Linked DNA regions of Homo sapiens: region 1 is linked to region 2. A link is a loop called in an ENCODE intact Hi-C map of the cell type or tissue named here. Cell type or tissue: heart left ventricle. All regions are shown on one strand. Each heading gives the region's core, and the rest is flanking DNA. Links, peaks and the distances in the headings are about the cores only. Region 1 overlaps SEC14L1 (SEC14 like lipid binding 1). Region 2 has its middle 7.5 kb from the start of MIR6516.

Region 1 (2,907 bases), core at 282-2,781, 49 kb before region 2:
TTATGTAAATACCACTCAAGCGAGTTAATGAGAACTTTAACATGTTTTTTTTTTAATGGTACTGACCTCAAAACAAATGGTAAATTTTCATTAAATCAAGTGAGATGCAATTAACATATCTGACCTGACTGTGTACCTATTTATACTAGGCACTTTTTACCTGAACAATTTTCCGGCAATACTAAATTACAAGTAAACTCTTGGTTAAAACAAACAAACAAAGGCATTAAGTTGAGTGAGGCGTTTTCTCCCACTCTCTCACCTCACAGGACTCACATAAACCAGGACTCGACCCACCTCCCGTGACTGCGTGCCGGGCACTGCCGGCCACTCCTGCCGCCACCGTGCGTTCTAGTGAGGCACATTCGCTTTCTGACGTGCTCACAAGTCCGCCGGCGGAAGCTACGGTTCCGTTCTCACCTTAACTGCATATATACCTCTTTCCTCACTCTGAATGCTGAACTGAAAAGGGCATTTTCAGGTTAACTCATTTTACTGTTAGTTTTCCTCAATGACAAAAAAAATTAAGCAAATACTGAGGATTTTATACCATAAAACTACAGTAAGAAATGGGGGCAAAGGACACCACACAAACATCACTCACAGTCTACTTTTGGAAGGAAAAAGGTAACATATTTCATTTTCGGATTTAAAAATGTTTTCTTTATACTACAGGGTGGAAGAATATACGTGCGTGTGTGTGCGTCTGTGTGTTTGTTTGTTTGTTTTTCTAACAATTCAAAAGAAAATTTCCTGAAGCTGGTGAGGCAAAAAAAAAAGTTTCTAACTAGTAAGTTTTAAATCATAAAAAAAAGAAAAAAAAGGAGAAGAAAGAAAGAAAAAGAAGGGAAATTAACCACTACCTCAGAACAATAGTTTTAAAATGGTTTAATTGTAAAAACTTGGTGGCAGCTCAGAATTTGAATTTCGAGTTCTTCTGTAAAGTCCTGCATGAACTGGCAAGGTAAACGTCACAATTTTGAAAATAGTGAAGTAAGGGAAATAAGGAAGTCTGAACGTTAAACAATCCAAACACCTCCTCTTTTATTAAATCTAACGTTTGGCAAAGAAACCAGCCTTTGCCTCAAACTATCAGGGTTGCATGAACTTTTTAAGCCACACTCAAGTGTTTTGGAGAACATCCCCCACCCTGCCCAACTCTCTGCCCTGTGTCCACCCCGGGCCGTGGGCAGCCACTCTACTTTACCTGGCGATGCCCACTGCCTACCACCCCCACTGCCTCCTCCCCAGCTCCACCAGCCCAGCTCACTGAACAAGGGTCAGGCCTCCCACCTAAGGCAAACAATCCACAGGCTAGCCAATATCCTCAAACCCAGGACCAGGGCAGGGGTCGGGGTGGGGAATGAACTAGATCAAGTTTCTCTCAAGGATGTGAACTATGAAATGTGACAGGAATTGGTCACTTAGAAACTGAAAGAATGCAACAAGAAATGCCACAGAGTTGAACTGGGGCCAGAGGGCTTTCAGACAGCTAAGCACGTCCTCGAGCTGAAGCCACATGGAAAACTAGGAGTGAGCAAAGCAGCCAGCTGGTGGCGGGGTAGAAGGCTCCAGCACATGGAGCCAGGCACAGTCCCACAGGGCAAAATCCTAGAGAAAAACTGTGGCTGAGGCCCCCAGAGCAGCCAGGAACCTCCCTCCACTACCAGGCTCTGGAGCTCAGCCCATCCCAGCTCGAATTCCCGGATTCCTGTGTGATTCCTATCACACTATACATGTTCCCACTCACCAAACTCCTTCCCAAGCTGGCTGGAGTGGGTCTTTGCCTCATACAACCAAAAGCCAAAACAGCACAGATAACATGCAAATGGCAAACATGGTAAGTCAACAACATAAAATACTGTTAACAGCCCTAGCTACACATATTTAAGATGTGTAACTACATCTTAACACACGTAACTTCTTAACACACAGACATCTTAACACACAGAGCTTCTTACCCACACACACAAACCAAAACCTCACACCTGAAAGGGAAGGCGCACCACAGAACCTTCACCAGGGGGATGGATTCAAATGTCCTGTGTTTTCACAAAGGTGTGAGGGATTCTTTTGTTAAAACTAATCAAACTGTACACCTGACACGTGACCATTTCACTGTATGTAAATTATATCTCAAGTACAGTGGCTCACACCTGTAATCCCAGCACTTTGGAAGGCCAAGGCAGGAGGATCACCTGAGGGCAGAAGTTCAAGACCAGCCTGGCCAACATGGAGAAACCCCATCTCTACTAAAAAACAAAACAAAACAAATATATATGTGTATATATACACACACACACACACACACACACACACACACACACATACATACACACACACACACACAAATTAGCCAGGTGCGGGGGCAGGCACCTGTAATCGCAGCTATTCGGGAGGCTGATGCAGAATCGCTTGAACTCAGGAGGCAGAGGCTGCAGTAAGCCAAGATCGCGTCACTGCACTCCAGCCTGGACGAGAGCAAAACTCCGTCTCAAAAAATAAAAATAAAAATAGACCAGGAGAGGTGGCTCACGCCTGTAATCCCAGCACTCTGGGAGACCAAGGCGGGTGGATCACCTGAGGTCAGGAGTTCGAGACCAGCCTGGCCAACATAGAGAAACCCCATCTCTACTAAAAATACAAAAATTAGCGGGCATGGTAGTGCAGGTCTGTAATCCCAGCTATTTGGGAGGCTGAGGCAGAAGAATCGCTTGAACCCAGGAGATGGAGGTTGCAGTGAGCTGAGATCGCGCCACTACAATCCAGCCTGAGTGACAGAGTGAGACGCTGTCTCAAAAAAATAAATAAAATAAATTTTAAAACAAACCCTGTCATGTAAATTCTTCCCGTAAGAGGACTTCTTGTTTTTCAAAACTATTGATCTATATAAATCCCACAAACATA
Region 2 (2,907 bases), core at 156-2,655:
ACCACCACGCCTGACTAATTTTTGTATTTTTAGTAGAGATGGGGTTTTGCCATGTTGGCCAGGCTGGTTTCGAACTCCTGACCTCAGGTGATCCACCTGCCTTGGCCTCCCAAAGTGCTGGGATTACAGACATGAGCCACTGCACCGGGCCTAGAACAGGAAATACTTCTAACGTAAACTACCATTAGAGGGAAAAATGGTTCCTAAAAGGCAAGAGTAGATAGAATATGTAAGCTACGGACACTATTCAGAGAAAAGGCAGAAGTCCCACACTTTCCTCCATGTGAGGCCCCATGAGATCTGGCCTCAGCCCCCCAGCCCTCTCATCAACTCCTTTTGCTTGTGTGCCAGGGCACTGGCTGCCTCCCCTGCTGGGGTGCTCTTCCTGGTCATCATGTGACTTACTCTCACTGAAGGATTTGGTTAAAGGCCACCCATCTAAAATTGCAAACCCCATCCCGTGCTCCTCCGTAGTGGGGCTGCTGTCTTTCTCTCCATAGCACTCATCTGTTATTCTGCATATTCTAATGACCTGTTTCCAGTCTCCCCTATCCTGGGATATAAGTTCTCTGAGAGGAGGGAGTATGTTTTGCCTCTGGCTGTATTTTAACATATCCAGCAATACTTGTTCAACTAAAACCATCAGAAAGCTGTTCACCGGGCTAATAAGCCAGAGAACGTACAGTACTCTGTTGAAGATTACACTTTCAGAATGGTCATTCTCCCCACTCCCCCGCCCCCACCCAGCAAGTCCACTTTCCCACCAGCTAACAATCAGCACTCTTTTTTTTAAATTTTTTTTCTTGAGATGGAGTCTTGCTCTGTCGCCAGGCTGGAGTGCAGTGGCACAATCCCGGCTCACTGCAACCTCTGCCTCCCAGGTTTAAGAGATTCTCCTGCCTCAGCCTCCCGAGTAGTTGGGATTACAGGCGTGCGCCACTACGCCCGGCTAATTTTTGTACTTTTAATAGAGACGGGGTTTCACCATGTTGGCCAGGATGGTCTTGATCTCTTGACCTTGTGATCCGCCCGCCTCGGCCTCCCAAAGTGCTGGGATTACAGGCGTGAGCCACCGTGCCCGGCCACAATCAGCACTCTTAACTGTGCTGGCTTTGTGCAAACTTTGTTTGGTCTTGATAAGTACCTGTCAATTTCAAGTTATAAGCAATGTTCATGCCAGAGACACTTCTAAACCCTTAATGCACACTGTCTGGGACTTCAAATACTGGTACGTGTTAACACTGGATTCCTTACAAAGAAAATCTTTCCCGATGTTCTCACCAGCTGGCACTGGGAGTACATTGGAACGGAGAAATGTATTAGAACACGCTCTTATCTCCACGTGCAGTGCCTGTGCTTGGTTCCTGACATGATAAACGCTTCCAAGGAAAGCACTTATCACGAACCAAGACACCTGGACTGATTCCACTGGGACAACCGGACAGATTCGTAACTAAGAGCCCAGCCCCGCAGATGAATCTTCTGCATAACTTTTTGGTGACAGAAAGTCTTGGCTAAATTACACAAATCAAAACAAAACAAAAAAACCCCAAAATCCAAACTCTGTACCAAGTTACAACAGACATAACTTTTTGGTCACAGAAAGTCTTGGCTAAATTACACAAATCAAAACAGAACAAAAAAGCCCCAAAACCCAAACTCTATACCAAGTTACATCAGAGAACACAGTCTGGTGTTGGATTACATCCTCTAGTGGACGAAGAGAGAAATTCAAAATCTTGACTTAACTGTTCTTTAATTTCTATACCTTTTCTGATACAGGGCTTGTGTCCCACGGTGACTTTTTTTTTTTGAGATGGAGTCTCACTGTCACCCAGGCTGGAGTGTAGTGGCGCTATCTCGGCTCACTGCAACCGCTGCCTCCCAGGTTCATGCGGTTCTCCTGCCTCAGCCTCCCGAGTAGCTGGGATTATAGGTACGCAACATAACGCCTGGCTAATTTTTGTATTTTTAGTAGAGACAGGGTTTCAGCATGTTGGCCAGGCTGGTCTCGAACTCTTGACCTCAGGTGATCCGCCTGCCTTGGCCCAAAGTGCTGGGATTACAGGTTTGAGCCACCACACCCAGCCTCATAGTGATTTTTAACCTTAAATACAACTTCTTAACCACATATTTAATTATCCATTGCTAATATTGAAAGCACCATCTGTAGCCAGGCGTGATGGCTCATGCCTGTGATTCCAACACTTTGGGAGGCTGAGGTGGGAGGATCACCTGAGCCCAGGAGTTCAAGACCAGTCTGGGCAAGACAGTGAGACCTCATCTCTATTTAAAAAAAAAAAAAAAAAAAAGACTGACTGCAAGGAGCTGGAACTGAATGACAGCAGGAGACAGCCAAGGCCAGGGAATGTTCCTGACAGCCACACAAAACCTTCCTAGGCCTCCACCCATGGAGTCTAGGCCTCCCTCCCATCACCCAGAAAGATGCCCAGCATGCCAGTCCTGTGTAGGAGGAGCGCGCCCATTACTGTGTAGGAGAATTAGTGAAGGCTGTTTATTTATTTCAGTAATTAGTTAATTTTTTTTTTTTGAGACAAAGTCTTGCTCTGTCTTCTAGGCTGGAGTGCAGTGGTGTGACCTTGGCTCACCGAAACCTCTGTCTCCTGGGTTCAACTGATTCTCATGCCTCAGCCTCCCGAGCAGCTGGGATTACAGGTGCCTGCCACGACACCTGGTTGAATTTTGTATTTTTAGTAGAGATGGGGTTTCACCATGTTGGTCAGGCTGCTTTCGAACTCCTGACCACCCGCCTCGGCCTCCTAAAGTGCTGGGATTACAGGCGCAAGCCACCATGCCCAGCCAATGAAGGCTCTTCATTGTCTTGGGGTCTAGTGACAGAGAAAAGGCAAGCAGGTTCATTGTTAAGGAGCCACTTTCAGGCAGTGT

The links. Peaks named below come from ENCODE experiments on the same cell type or tissue, not always from the same donor. Only the 100,000 strongest peaks of a DNase experiment are listed, where the experiment ranks them.
Region 1: it touches region 2 in a loop (3-fold over the local background); 84 of 110 quality-filtered maps call a loop at or near these places.

The regions. Positions count from the first base shown.
Region 1 is chr17:77,144,521-77,147,427 of GRCh38, reverse strand. The region is part of intron 3 of SEC14L1 (SEC14 like lipid binding 1); the gene reads right to left. Among named protein-coding and RNA genes, the nearest start is that of SEC14L1, 5.0 kb to the right of the region's middle. In heart left ventricle, for the core only: CTCF peaks have their summits at 352 and 1,552 (motif pointing right); DNase peaks (open chromatin) are centred at 329 and 1,557; H3K4me3 peaks cover 2,500 bases; H3K27ac peaks cover 2,387 bases.
Region 2 is chr17:77,095,461-77,098,367 of GRCh38, reverse strand. It overlaps a transcript of SEC14L1 not described here. Among named protein-coding and RNA genes, the nearest start is that of MIR6516, 7.5 kb to the right of the region's middle. In heart left ventricle, for the core only: a CTCF peak has its summit at 1,711; no DNase peak of the experiment used is centred there; H3K4me3 peaks cover 324 bases; H3K27ac peaks cover 2,132 bases.